2 separate regions of the Homo sapiens genome follow, and region 2 is linked to region 1. A link is a contact called in ENCODE Hi-C data. All regions are on one chromosome and are shown on one strand. Each heading gives the region's core, a stretch centred on a gene start or an enhancer-like site at or near the end of the contact. The rest is flanking DNA. Distances are from core to core; before and after follow the strand shown.

What was found. A loop is a pair of places that touch in the nucleus more often than their neighbours do. Pooled maps may share reads with other maps.
Region 2: a map of heart right ventricle shows a loop between it and region 1 (7-fold over the local background). The contact joins the enhancer-like site here to the promoter of SCN5A in region 1. A Hi-C loop is called at or near these places in 9 of 168 maps with a recorded cell type or tissue (Right ventricle myocardium inferior, cardiac septum, heart left ventricle and 2 more) and 11 of 50 pooled maps.

The regions. Positions count from the first base shown.
Region 1 is chr3:38,646,569-38,652,895 of GRCh38, reverse strand. SCN5A (sodium voltage-gated channel alpha subunit 5) reads left to right here and starts at 3,209. Exons shown (of 28, transcript NM_000335.5): 1 at 3,209-3,365. RefSeq lists a silencer at 3,091-3,250.
Region 2 is chr3:38,577,678-38,583,584 of GRCh38, reverse strand. SCN5A (sodium voltage-gated channel alpha subunit 5) reads left to right here. Exons shown (of 28, transcript NM_000335.5): 17 at 2,214-2,654; 18 at 4,093-4,251. Among named protein-coding and RNA genes, the nearest start is that of SCN5A, 69 kb to the left of the region's middle. RefSeq lists enhancers at 848-1,831, 2,798-3,298, 2,089-5,223. Within about 2 kb of position 4,309, at least 3 of the 41 ENCODE cell types and tissues checked have a DNase peak (open chromatin) inside an H3K27ac peak, as active enhancers do; they include heart left ventricle and heart right ventricle, where a contact is called at or near this core.

The sequences.
Region 1 (6,327 bases), core at 1,960-4,459:
TGATCAAAAGAAGCCAGACACAAAAGAGCTCCTATTATACAATTCCAGTTTAAATAAATATCAAAACCAGGCAAAACTAGCAAGGGGAATTCGATGTGACTGTAGTAGTTAACTCTGGGTGGGTGTAGCGGTGGTGACAGAAAGGGGCACAAAGAGGTCTTCTGTGGTACTGATAACGTTTGGTTTCTGTGTTGTGCTGCTCACACGGATGTGTTCAACAACAGAAAACCCTTTCAAGTGAACACTTAGGATTTGTGCAGTTTTCCATTATGTAGGTTCAATGGAAGTAAAACATAAAAAGAAAAGCTTTGGGCTGTTAGAAGAGAAAATGCATATGCACAAACAACAATACTACCTGTTTTACAAGGATGTGCACATAAAGACCTACTTTAGCTCCTAGAGGGGTGCCTGTGTGGAGAAGGAGATGGCAGTGGAGTGATGATGGGGGAAGAAATAAAACAAAAACACAAGAGAGGAGTAATGATATGGTTAACCCAGCTTTGAACCTGAGGCAAAGTAAAGGCAAACCCTGGGCGAAACTGAGGGGCGAATAAAGGACATACTAGTTTTTAAAAACATTTATCTCTGACAGCTGACAACATGTTCCTGTTATTGCTTTAATTAAATAGGGTTGGCCAGACATGGTGGCTCACGCCTGTAATCCCAGCACTTTGGGAGGCCGAGGTGGGTAAATCACGAGGTCAGGAGTTCGAGACCAGCCTGGCCAACATGGTGAAACCCCGTCTCTACTAAAAATACAAAAAATTAGCTGGGCATGGTGACGAGCACCTGCAATCCCAGAGACTCAGGAGGCTGAGGCAGGAGGATTGCTTGAACTGGGGAGGCGGAGGTTGCAGTGAGCCGAGATCACGCCACTGCACTTCAGCCCTGGAGGCAATGCAAGACTCCGTCTCAAACAAAACAAAACAAAACAAAACAAAAAATTTAAATAGGGTCTGGCAAAGAGAAGGGAGTAGCCAAGATCTTGGCAAGGGCTCTTTGTAGGAAGTGCCTGTCTCCAGACACCTGTTGCCTGTCTCTGCACTCTGAGGCCTCTCTAGGACCACAAGGTGTGCTTTTATGGATGAACTTCTACAGGTTCAGAGCTCTGGTTCCCCATCCCCTGGGCTTCTCTCCCCCTGTTTAAATTCAGGGTGCATGTAGACTTACCAGGCTCAGCCCACCTCTCCTGCTGGCAACATCCAGTTGCCCAATACTAAACAGGAGAGTGAAAACCCCACTTCTGCTACATATGGACGGAAGGGAGGCAGGTATCCACCCCTACTCCCAGCAGCTTCTATCCTAGCCTTGTCTCCTGCTTGACCCAATGTCAGTTTGCAAGTAGAAGCTTCATTCTGAGGCCGAGAAGCCCGTGATGGAAGTTCTTAGGGGAGGTAGGACCTTCCTGCTACTGTACTCTCCTGCCTGGTAGGTGTGACTCTGGGAAGGCGGCTGCACGTGGGTTGAAACGTTGACACTGCCTGCACTTCCCCTTCTGGCCGATAGTGGGAGCTGCTAGCCAACCTGAGGCTCGTCAGGCGCTAAAGGCTGGCAGCCGACCTGTGTGGTCCATCCGTCTGTACCCCAGACACCCCACTCAACTCGGGGCCGGAGAGGCCCATGTCCTGAACTTTCCTGTGGACTGACTTTCCTACTGATCCCCTCCTGCAAGCAGAGCAGCCCCTCCGTATGTACCTAAGGCGTCCAACGAAGCCCCACACCCAGGTCGCAAACGGACGCTGTCCCCCACCCCCCTCTTTGCCCTCCCACCTCTTCAAGATCCCCATCATGGAGGAGCAGGTCCCAGCCTCTGGGCTCCCAAACCCAGCACCTCTGTGCCCTCTGAGACCCTGGCACCCATTTGGCTCTCTAAGAGCGGTTCTTGCTTTTGGGAGCCCTGAAAATGTGGCAGAAAAGTGTACCATCCCTTCCAATGACTGTACTTTTTTCGTGGGCAAAAGCTGATGGCCTGTTTTTTGTTGTTGTTTTGTTTTGTTTTTGTTTTTGTTTTTAGAAGCGCAAGATTTATTGTGAAGAGGGAAAGAACAAAGCTTCCACAGCGTGGAAGGGGACCCAAGCGGGTTGCCCTGATGGCCTGTTTTGTTTAAACAAGAAGTGTGTCCCCATAGGTCCTGGGCATGGGCATGGGAGCAACTGTTTGTCAGCGTATGTCTCCGTGTGTGTGTGCCTGTGACCATGTCTCTGAGTGAGAAACAGTGGGTGTGTAAGTATGTGACTCCAGGCTCTGCATGTGTCAAGGTGAAGGTTGTATGTGGCTCAAGAGGGTGGAAGTATATATATAAAGAGGTATATACATGTATATATATGTATGTGTGTGTGTGTGTTTGCGCGCGCGCGTGTGTGGGTGTCTCTGTGTTGGTTGCCTGCTTGCTTCTGGGTCTGGGTGTGTGTTTGGTTCTGTCAGCATGTGCGTCCGTGTGTTCAGGTAGATGTGTACCATTGTGCAGATTTCTGTGGCATCACTAAGTGTGTCTCCAGGAAAGTGTGGTTCGAGTGAGTGTGTGTGTCTCTGTGTCAGTGTGTCAGTGGATGTGTGTCTAAGTCATGTGGGTGTCTAAGTTTGTCAGAGTGTCTTCCTCAGTGTCAGTGTGTGTCAATGATGTGTCTGTCTGTGTCTGTGTGGGTGTGTGGGGGTGTGTATCTGTCTCAGGGTGCATGTGTGTGTCTGTGTCAGTGCAGGTATGCCTATGGCAGCGTGTGTCTGTCTCGGCATGAGTGTCAGTGTATGCCCGTGTCCACGTGGGTGGGTGGGTGTCTGGTAGCCTTCCCAAGTCAGCAAGGTTGCGTGTGTGTGTGTGTATACTCTGGCGGGTGCTGGTGTGTATGCCAGTGTTTGTTAATGTGAGCCTGTCCGCGTCCGCGTGGGTGGCCATCTGTGGTGAAGCGTCGCCGGGTCGCCGTGTGTGTACCCCCGCCTATGTCTGTCTGTCCGCGGCCGCGTGTGCGGCTGTCTGTGGCTGTGAGCCCCCGGGTCAGTGTGGGAGTGTGCGCCCCGGCGGGCGCTGGTGTGTCCCCCCTCCGAGCGGGCGGAGCACCACGTGCGGAGCCCTGGGCGCGTCGCTCTGGGGCGGAGCCAGCCCGGGGCCCCAAGCCCCAGGCCGAACCCAGGCGGGGCCCGCCCCGACCCCGCCCCCGACCCCGCCCCCAGCCCGAGCCCGCGCCGCCTGCCCAGCCCGGGAGCCCGAACAGAGCCGCGGAGCCGAGACGGCGGCGGCGCCCGTAGGATGCAGGGATCGCTCCCCCGGGGCCGCTGAGCCTGCGCCCAGTGCCCCGAGCCCCGCGCCGAGCCGAGTCCGCGCCAAGCAGCAGCCGCCCACCCCGGGGCCCGGCCGGGGGACCAGCAGGTGAGCGAGTGCCCCCGCGCCCGGCAGCCCTGGCCCGGCCGGAGCCCCCTCCGCCTGCCGCCGCCCAACTTTCCTCCCCGAGGGCCGAAGCCTCCAGTCCCTGCGTGCTCCTCCCTGCCCCGGGTCCGCCCAGCCGCTCCCTCCCCGATCAGTGCCCCAGAGAGCCGGAGGGGGAGAAGGGGCGCAGATCCGCCCGGCTGGAGGGTATCCCCGGGGGAGACGTCTCTAAACACCGTGCGCCCCCCTTCCCTTCCCTTTCCTTCCGGGTTTCCCGGTGCGCTGTCGAGGGCCGGGGGAGGGGGAGCTGCGGCCCCAGCTTCCCGGCCATCCCTGGCGCAGGCTCGGGGAGGGTCTGGGATTGGGACCCGGATACCGGAGGCCGGAGACCCCAAGGTCAGAGCGGCGACTAGGCGCGCCATGAATGTGGTTCCAGAGAGCGGGGTTTGCGGGGGCTGACCGAGCAGGGCTGGATATGGGGGAGGAAGCCACGCACCCCCTTTCTCTGGGCCCAGGGGGAACCGTCCGCTGGGGCTGTCCTCTCTGTGGGACGAGATCTCTGCGCGTTTAGACCATGTAGAGATCTCGGTGCCCTTTGACGCCCTAAAGGGGCCGCATCTCCTCTGTCTGATCTCTGTGCTTCTCGAAGGGGTGGAGATCTCTTTGCGGTGAGATTGGAGAGAGTTCTCTGCCCTCCTCTCTCTGAGCCGGAACAGATCCACGCACCCTGATGGGAGGTGGCTCTCGACCTCTGTGTTATTTGATCGTCTTTGGTGGCGCTCTGGAAGAAAGTGGAGGTGCCAAGCTTTGTCCGAGAGGCCAAGAGCTGGTGGGGGCCAGAGGTGTGGGGACTGTTAGTGGTGGTGATGAGGATGGGGGGAAATGATGTTGGGGACAAGTCCCTGGCTGTAGGCCTGCCTTGCAAACACCTGTTGGAGAGCAGAGCACAGCCAGATCAGGATGCCATGGCTAAGATAGTGCAGGACTCACTCTTGTGCTCCTCAGTGCCTTCAGCCCAGCCCCGGGCCATGGGATCTATCTCCTCTTAAGGTCCTGGGCCTATGTTCCATTCCCAGGCATCTGCTCGCCTCCTGCTGAGACCCCAGGTGTGTCTCCCAGTGAGCCTAGGCAGTATCATCCAGATGGCAAACCACGTGACCCCCACCATGCCATGGCATCCCAAGCCCTCTCCCAGGTTCCCACCATCCTTCAGGATCTAGTGGGACCGTGAGCAGCAGAGGCCCCAGCTACTGGGGGCCCAGGCCATTGCCGCTGCCCTCAACTCCATCTGTTTGACCTCATCTCCACTCAGTTAGAATTGGGCAGGTGCATATGAATCGGTGGTAATGAGTGCGAGGTGGAATGAGGGTGGTCAGGCTGCTGTTGCAGGAGCATGGAGAGGGTGAGGTCAGGTGACAGCCAGGGTGTGGAACACAGATTCTATGTTACAGTGTCCAGCTCTGTGCTGAAAAGAGCCTCATTAAACTTTTAATCATGTCATCACTACCATATCATACAAGTGGGGAAACTGAGGCCCAGAGGAGCTCAAGGACTTATTCAATGTCATCTAGAGAATCAGTGGATTGGGGGCACCACGCAATGTGAAGACACCTTGAGATCTACTTTCTGTGGGGCAAATAAGCCTAGAACTGAGCCAGGAGGATCTGAGCAGAAGGGGAACTGGCCCTGGGGTGCCAAGAGCCAGCATTCAGCCCAATGTGGCAAGGGCAGCTGCTGTGCTCCAAGGTGCTCGGCTCCCTCTCTGTGTGTTGATCAAAGCTCCTCTGGAAAAATTCTAGTATTGACTCACTCAGCATGAAGATTGGGCTTGGAGGACTAGTGGGAAGCACCAGAGACAGCTGGGGATGGGAGAAGAGCGGAGGCTGGTGCCCAGGCAATCCAAAGAGAAGGGAGTCCTGAGGGCAGCCAGGGACAGTGGCAAATTGCAGTTTGTGTTCTGTTCAGAGGAGGCTGGCTTATGCTCACTCTTGGGAAGGTTATTGGAAGGGTGTGCAGTGGTAGAAGTGTGTCCCCAGAGCCCATTCACAGGAGAGGTGGTTACCTTTGGCCGGAATAGTCAAGAATCTTATTCTAACAAAAATAACCTTCCACACTGGGTTTTGAAGGGTGAATAGGAGTTTTCCAGGCAAGGACAGTGCAGTCTAGCTGTCAGGACCAGTATGTACAAAAGACAGAAAAGTGAAACAGCACAATTATTAGTTGAGTGATTCGTTGGGCCCCATGGTGTGAGGAAGAGAAGAGCGGAGTTAAAGCCAAGGTCACAGTCACGGGGGCCCTTGTGAGCTCTGCTCAGGAATTGGGAATTTATCCTCAGTAATGTTACTAAAAATAGCTAACATTCACTGAGTGCTTTCTGCAGGCCAGGCATGGCACTAAGCGCTTTATACGGTTAATCTCACTGAATCCTTGCATCAACCCTAGAGGTAGGGACCATCATAATGGCCGTTTTGCAGATGGTGAAACTGGTGGTCCAGAAAGGTTAAATAGTTGCACACCGTCACATTTTCTAAGTAGCAGAACTTGGGTTTGAGCCCAAGTGTCAATATCTGCTGTGTACTATACCACCTCCCCAGCTCAGACCATGGGTGCCATGCAAAGTCTTTCCATTGAAGGAGAGGCGACTGGCAGCTTACCACAGGTAATAGAACTTATGGTGTCCCATCTTCCTTCTCTGTCAAGTGACATGCTGCTCTCCCATTCCCCACCTCCAATGTCTCACTAAGTGAGGTGTGCTGCCCCCTGGCGCACCATGAGAAGAAGAATGGGCAAGTTAAATTTGGGTTGGCAAGCTTGATGAAGAGCAAAGGAAAAGTGACAGATGTTTCATGGTTCTGATTTGAACCTGTTGTACTTCCAGGGACAGATGCTGACATCCAGAAGGTAGTTGGAGGGAAGGGTCCAGGTAGGAAGTATGTTCAGGATGGAGATCTGGGCTGGAAATGGA
Region 2 (5,907 bases), core at 3,060-5,559, 70 kb after region 1:
GAGTGCAGAGCCCAGAGAGAGAGGAGCCAGGGCATCAGTGCATAGTGCCACTAGAACCCTGCTCTTTGGCTGGCCCCCAACTCCCCCTTATGTCCCCCCAAACTAGCTATCCCTTGGGGTGAAGGGTTGCTCAGCCCATCCCAACCCCAGGGCCTACCAGACTGTCTATTCTGGGGAGAATGAGAATTGCCAAGCACTCAGCCCAGGGCCAGGCTGAGCCACCCCTCACACACGGAGCCCTGCGATTTCCCAGCAGATCTGCCTGGGGATGAGAAAATTAGAGGCTGCTGGAGGAGGGAGCTAATGCCAGCCCACACAGCCCCCTCCCCAGCCGCCTAAGGAATTGGGCCGCTGCCAGGCGTGGGAGGAAGCAAGATTGCCATTGAAATGGGAAGTGATGATCAGGCAGGGCTGGGAGCAGCAGCAGCACGATTGATGGGGAAAGCACTGGAAGAAGCTGAACTTCTGAAGCCAGCGACAGGGAGGGCCCTAGACTCTGTGGGTGGGCATGGCTGCCCAGGTACCCACACCACCCGCCCTACTCCCAGCCTAGGCCCAGGACTCCTGGAGGTTGGGGGATGCAGGGCCTGGTGTGAGTGAGGCTGTGGGGGAAGGATCCAGTGGGCATCCTTCCTGGGAATGGAGGTGGCCATGCCTGGGTCCTTGTGGACAAAGGCCAGGGACCAGGCCCGAGGTCGGTGTAGATAGCAGCTCAGAATGGTATCACATGCCTTACCCCTAGTGCCAAGTGTCAAAAGTGATCATCTCTCCGTAGAGATAGTACGGGAGAGGCTACCTCTTCACCTTCTGTACATATTCCACATGAATATGTATTACTTTTAAGCCAAAGGCATGTTTCTGAGGCCGCTTTTATCAGAATTCTCATTCCCAGCTTGCTGATAGGTATGGGGTCCCTGGTAGAGGTGTGTTTTAGAGGCTCTTGAGAAACCGGAACAGAGTCTCAGAGTGGATTTCCAAAAAGAACTGTGCACCCACCCTCACACACCACCCTGCTATAAAGGTGCTGGGAGGGAGGAGACACCAAGCCCATGGTGGCCTGGCGGCCTGGTGAGCCATGGGCCAGTCTGACCCATGCATGTGGGAATCGACCCACCGTCAGCTTAACTGACCCTCCATGTGACTGGGAAATGGACACAAGCCCAGCCGCTTGTCACACATCAAAGGCCTTCTTTTTAAACAAAAGCTAAAGCTTCACACTTGCAGGAGGGCTTAACGACAAGCAATTCTCCAGAACCATCCAAAGGCAGAGGGTTATGCAAACCCCCTTAAGAAGTCTCAAGTCCCTAAGCCCTGATGATAGACCTCAACAAAATACTGCGCCCTGTGGAACCTCCGACACTGCCACCTCCCCCGGCTCCCTGCAGAATAGCAGGCCTTGACCTTCACACAGCACCCTTCCTAGCACCCCTCACAGCCTAGACATGGTCAGCTCTCCATGTCCTGACCCCATGATTAGTCCAAATGCCTGAAGGCTGCCTGTGCCTTCCTGACCTCTTTTCCAGCTATTGCACCTTTCTCTGCCCTGTCCCAGCGTCCCTCACCTGGAAAGTGTGGCAGACCTGGGCCTCAGGTAGTGTGTGCCCTACAGCAGCAGCCCCAGGCCTCTGAGCACCAAGCTGGCTTCAATAGGGAACTCAGAGGCAGGTCACTGCTCCTCCTCTTTCCAACAAAGTCCCAAAAGCTCTGTGTGGCTTCTCGGTGGGATTCTGTCTTGTCCCTGGACTCACACTTCCCAGGAAGGAGACCTGTGCCCATCCTGACCCCACTGCCCCTCACTACTCCTAAGGCAGCAGGAAGAGGTAAAGGGAGAAGAAGGCTTGCATGTAGAAGCCGCTGGTGCCAAGACAGGGCTCAATGTGTGTGACTTTGTGCTAGCCCCTCGCTTTGACACTGAATGCACGCATAGTTCTCCCATTGAACCTGAGCCAGGACACGACATCCTCAATTCAGACTGTGTCTGGGCCCTTGGAAAGAGGGATTCAAATTTGTATTTTCTTTTATAGCCAAACCTTCCACATTCAATAAAATGAGGGGTTAGGATGAGGGCTCAGGGCCCTGGATTCAAGCCTCGGAGCTGTTTGTCACAGGCAGTCTTAAAGGTCTCTGGGCCTCAGTTTCCCCATCATAGAACTGGGACTGGATGGCTTGGCATGGTGCAGTGCCTTGGTGAGCCTGACCCATTATCTCGACAGGTCCTGAATCTCTTCCTGGCCTTGCTGCTCAGCTCCTTCAGTGCAGACAACCTCACAGCCCCTGATGAGGACAGAGAGATGAACAACCTCCAGCTGGCCCTGGCCCGCATCCAGAGGGGCCTGCGCTTTGTCAAGCGGACCACCTGGGATTTCTGCTGTGGTCTCCTGCGGCAGCGGCCTCAGAAGCCCGCAGCCCTTGCCGCCCAGGGCCAGCTGCCCAGCTGCATTGCCACCCCCTACTCCCCGCCACCCCCAGAGACGGAGAAGGTGCCTCCCACCCGCAAGGAAACACGGTTTGAGGAAGGCGAGCAACCAGGCCAGGGCACCCCCGGGGATCCAGAGCCCGTGTGTGTGCCCATCGCTGTGGCCGAGTCAGACACAGATGACCAAGAAGAAGATGAGGAGAACAGCCTGGGCACGGAGGAGGAGTCCAGCAAGCAGGTGGGCCCTCACCCCTGCATGTATAAGGCACCTACATATACAGGGCCCAGAGCTCTGCTGTCCGGGCCACCCAGCCTCTCTCAAAGCAGCTTCCCCTCCCAGACTGCCTTGGCAGTGGGTAGGGGTAGAAGGCAGGCCCTCCCCACAACAGCCAGCCTCTCAGAGGGGTGCTGAGACCAGCCCTCAACCCTCCCTTCCTAACTCAGTCCAGAAGCTGACCTGGGGAGGGGCTGCTATCCACCACTCATGCCCTGGCTGGGCATGGGGAGCTCATTGTACAGACAGGGAAACGGAGGCATGGCAAGAGAGACTTGCTGGGTGTTCCTCATGAGTTTAGAACAGAGCCTCTAGCCCCCAGTTCCCACACTGACCATTGTCCCCCCTCCAGGACTGGCAAGGTAGAGTGTCTTGGCGAAAGAGAAGTATGGTTTTCTGACCTCCAGACTGCCCCTTCCCCTCCTCCCACACCCAGGGCTCATTCTGAGATTTAAAAATAAGCATCCCTAAGACTGAGGTGTCAGGGACAGCACTATCTTATCTCGCAACCTGTTATTTTTAACACTTGGGACCAGAGTCTGCACAAAGCAGGCAGGGCCCACCCCTCCCCTCCCCTCCGTTCTCCCTTGGCCTGAGCCAGGCTCAGATGGCTTCTTCTCAGGGCTTTAGGTCAAGCCCCCAGGAGTGTTCTCCCTGTTGAGTCAGGCCCATCTTGGCTGCTTCCTCTGGGCCTGCACTGGCTGGGCCTGGCTGTGGAGAGCAGCTGCTCCCCATGTGTGGAACTTGATCTAAGGCTCTGGGCTTGGTTTCACATCCTCCTGCCTCCCTGTGGTCCCAGAGGCCACCCTTTCAAGTCAGGTTGCGGGGCAGTGGCAATGTCTGCTCAGGGAGAGGGAGTGTTGGTGTTGCCAGGACCACAGTTTCCAATGATCTCCAGCACAGGAGGGGAATTCCGGCTGTCTCTCATTTCCCTTCTCTGTTCCTTCTCTTGAGCCCATTGACTCTGGCTCCTGGGTGTGTGTGGTGTGTGTGGGGGTGTGTGTGTGTGTGTGCGCGCGCGTGCGCGCACGCAAGCCGGGAGTGCCACAGGGATTCATGAGGGAAGTCAGTGTGACCTTCCTAAGTACAGTGGCCAGCATTTGTGAGCTGGGCATCGTGGCCCAGCTGCACCCTTCCAGGGAGTCTGGGGAGGGGGAGTTATGCCAGGCCGGCCAGGGGCTTCCTGTCTCTAGGCCCTTTGCTTGGACCTACCAGGAGCCTCCCACCTGCCTGCTCAGGCCCCTTGAGGGAGGAGTCTTCAGTGAGATGGAGGCCCCATGAAGACAGCTGGAGGCAATGCCCCAGATGCATGGGCAGGGTCTGAAACCCCCAGGGTCAGGGCCCTGGAGACCCTCTGGCTGGGTGTGTGGACTCAGCTCATAGGCTGGGGTCTTTTCAGCAGGAATCCCAGCCTGTGTCCGGTGGCCCAGAGGCCCCTCCGGATTCCAGGACCTGGAGCCAGGTGTCAGCGACTGCCTCCTCTGAGGCCGAGGCCAGTGCATCTCAGGCCGACTGGCGGCAGCAGTGGAAAGCGGAACCCCAGGCCCCAGGGTGCGGTGAGGTAATGCATGCCTTTGTCCCTGAAGCCAGCTGGGCGCCGCTGCTTGGGTCAGAGCCAGGCTGTGAGAGGTGCATGCCTGCATTTGCTGTTGGGAGCCACAGCCACTGTCACAGGCAGCGTGGAAGACCAGTCTGCAGAGGGGAGGGTGGGCATCCCTGTCCTGACAGGGGAGAGACGGTACAGGGCCCAGGGCCAATGGGAAATTCTGGAAATTCTGGTCCCAAACTCTGATGCAGGACTAACCCACTACCTCCATGTGTTCACCCTCTCCACATACTCCATCCCTGTGTTTTGGTCCTGTTTGGCAAATGTTTGTCCTGTGAATCTCCCCATCCAAAGAAGACTTCAGGAGGCTGGGCACGGTGGCTCACGCCTGTAATTTTAATACTTTGGGAGGCCGAGGCAGGTGGATCACTTGAGGTCAGGAGTTCGAGATCAGCCTGGCCAACATGGTGAACAGGTTACCCGCCTGATTCTGTAAGCATTGGAGTTCGCAACCCCTGAGCAAAAGGCTTGTGGCATTGCTGACTAAGCCGCCCAGCCTCACTCACATCTAGCCCACGGAAGGTGGAGGGCACGTGTTCAGAGTGCTTGGTGGCCACTGTCCTGCAGCTTGACCTCACTCCGTCCAGCACTTGTGCCTTCTCCTCTTTTGTGAGATGGGCCCATGTGAGCTTTGCAAGCATGGTCAGTTTTTGGAGCACAAGGGCCTACTGGAGTCATCTTCCTGACTGTGCAGATCACGGTTCTTCCCCTGATGGTCTGAGCTGTGAAGGCATGTGGGGACAGGAAGACACAGGAGAGAGGCAAAATGCCATGGGAGAGAAGTGGCTCTCTCACACGGATGCTAACCTTTGAATGAATTTTATAAGTCTTCCTTTCTTCAAATCAGTTCATGGGGGAGCCTATATAAGGAGAAACAGGCTGGAGTTTTCCCGGGAAAGGGACTCCCTCGTCTCACCTGCAGTAGGACCTGAGAACGTGTCCTCTCACATGACAGCCCCATGGACTTCAGACGGCTCCAGTGTTTGGAAAGAAAAAATAAGCATGCTGCTCTCCTCTGGCCTGCCCCTTTCATCACCCAACTCCTTTCATCCCCCAGCTGAGCTAGGAGGAGAGGGGAAGGAACCCTCAATGCCATGGGGGACCACAAAAGACTGAGCCTCACCTCTCTGGCCAAGGATCCACCTTCTCTGAGCAGTAGGCTCTGTTTTCCCTCCAGAATCCACCCCTTTCCCATCACAGATCTCAAAAATGGAAAAGAAGCCCCTGAGACATCAGCAGATTGATTCATCAAAGGAAAAGAGAAGAGAGAAGGCAGCTGTAGGAGCATAGCCATGCCCAAGAATTCAGACAAGCCCCTCTCTAAATGGAGCCTGAGCCTGAGATGATGTGAGGCGGGGGCAGCGGAGATGGGGTCTTTGGACCTGACCTGATGCAAACGATGGATTTTCTTCCTTCACTGACACTCCTCCCCTGACGTACCGTTCCCTAGAAGCAGAGGGATTCCTATGCAAATGACTTGTTGAGGGGTGTTCTCAGGAGAAAGTAAGAGAAACAGGATGAAGCAAAGAAGGAAGCTACGGAAAGGCTTTCCAGCTGGAGTCAGCCTCATCCTGTCCCAAGTAGAGCTCTGGGGCATGAATTGCACCACAG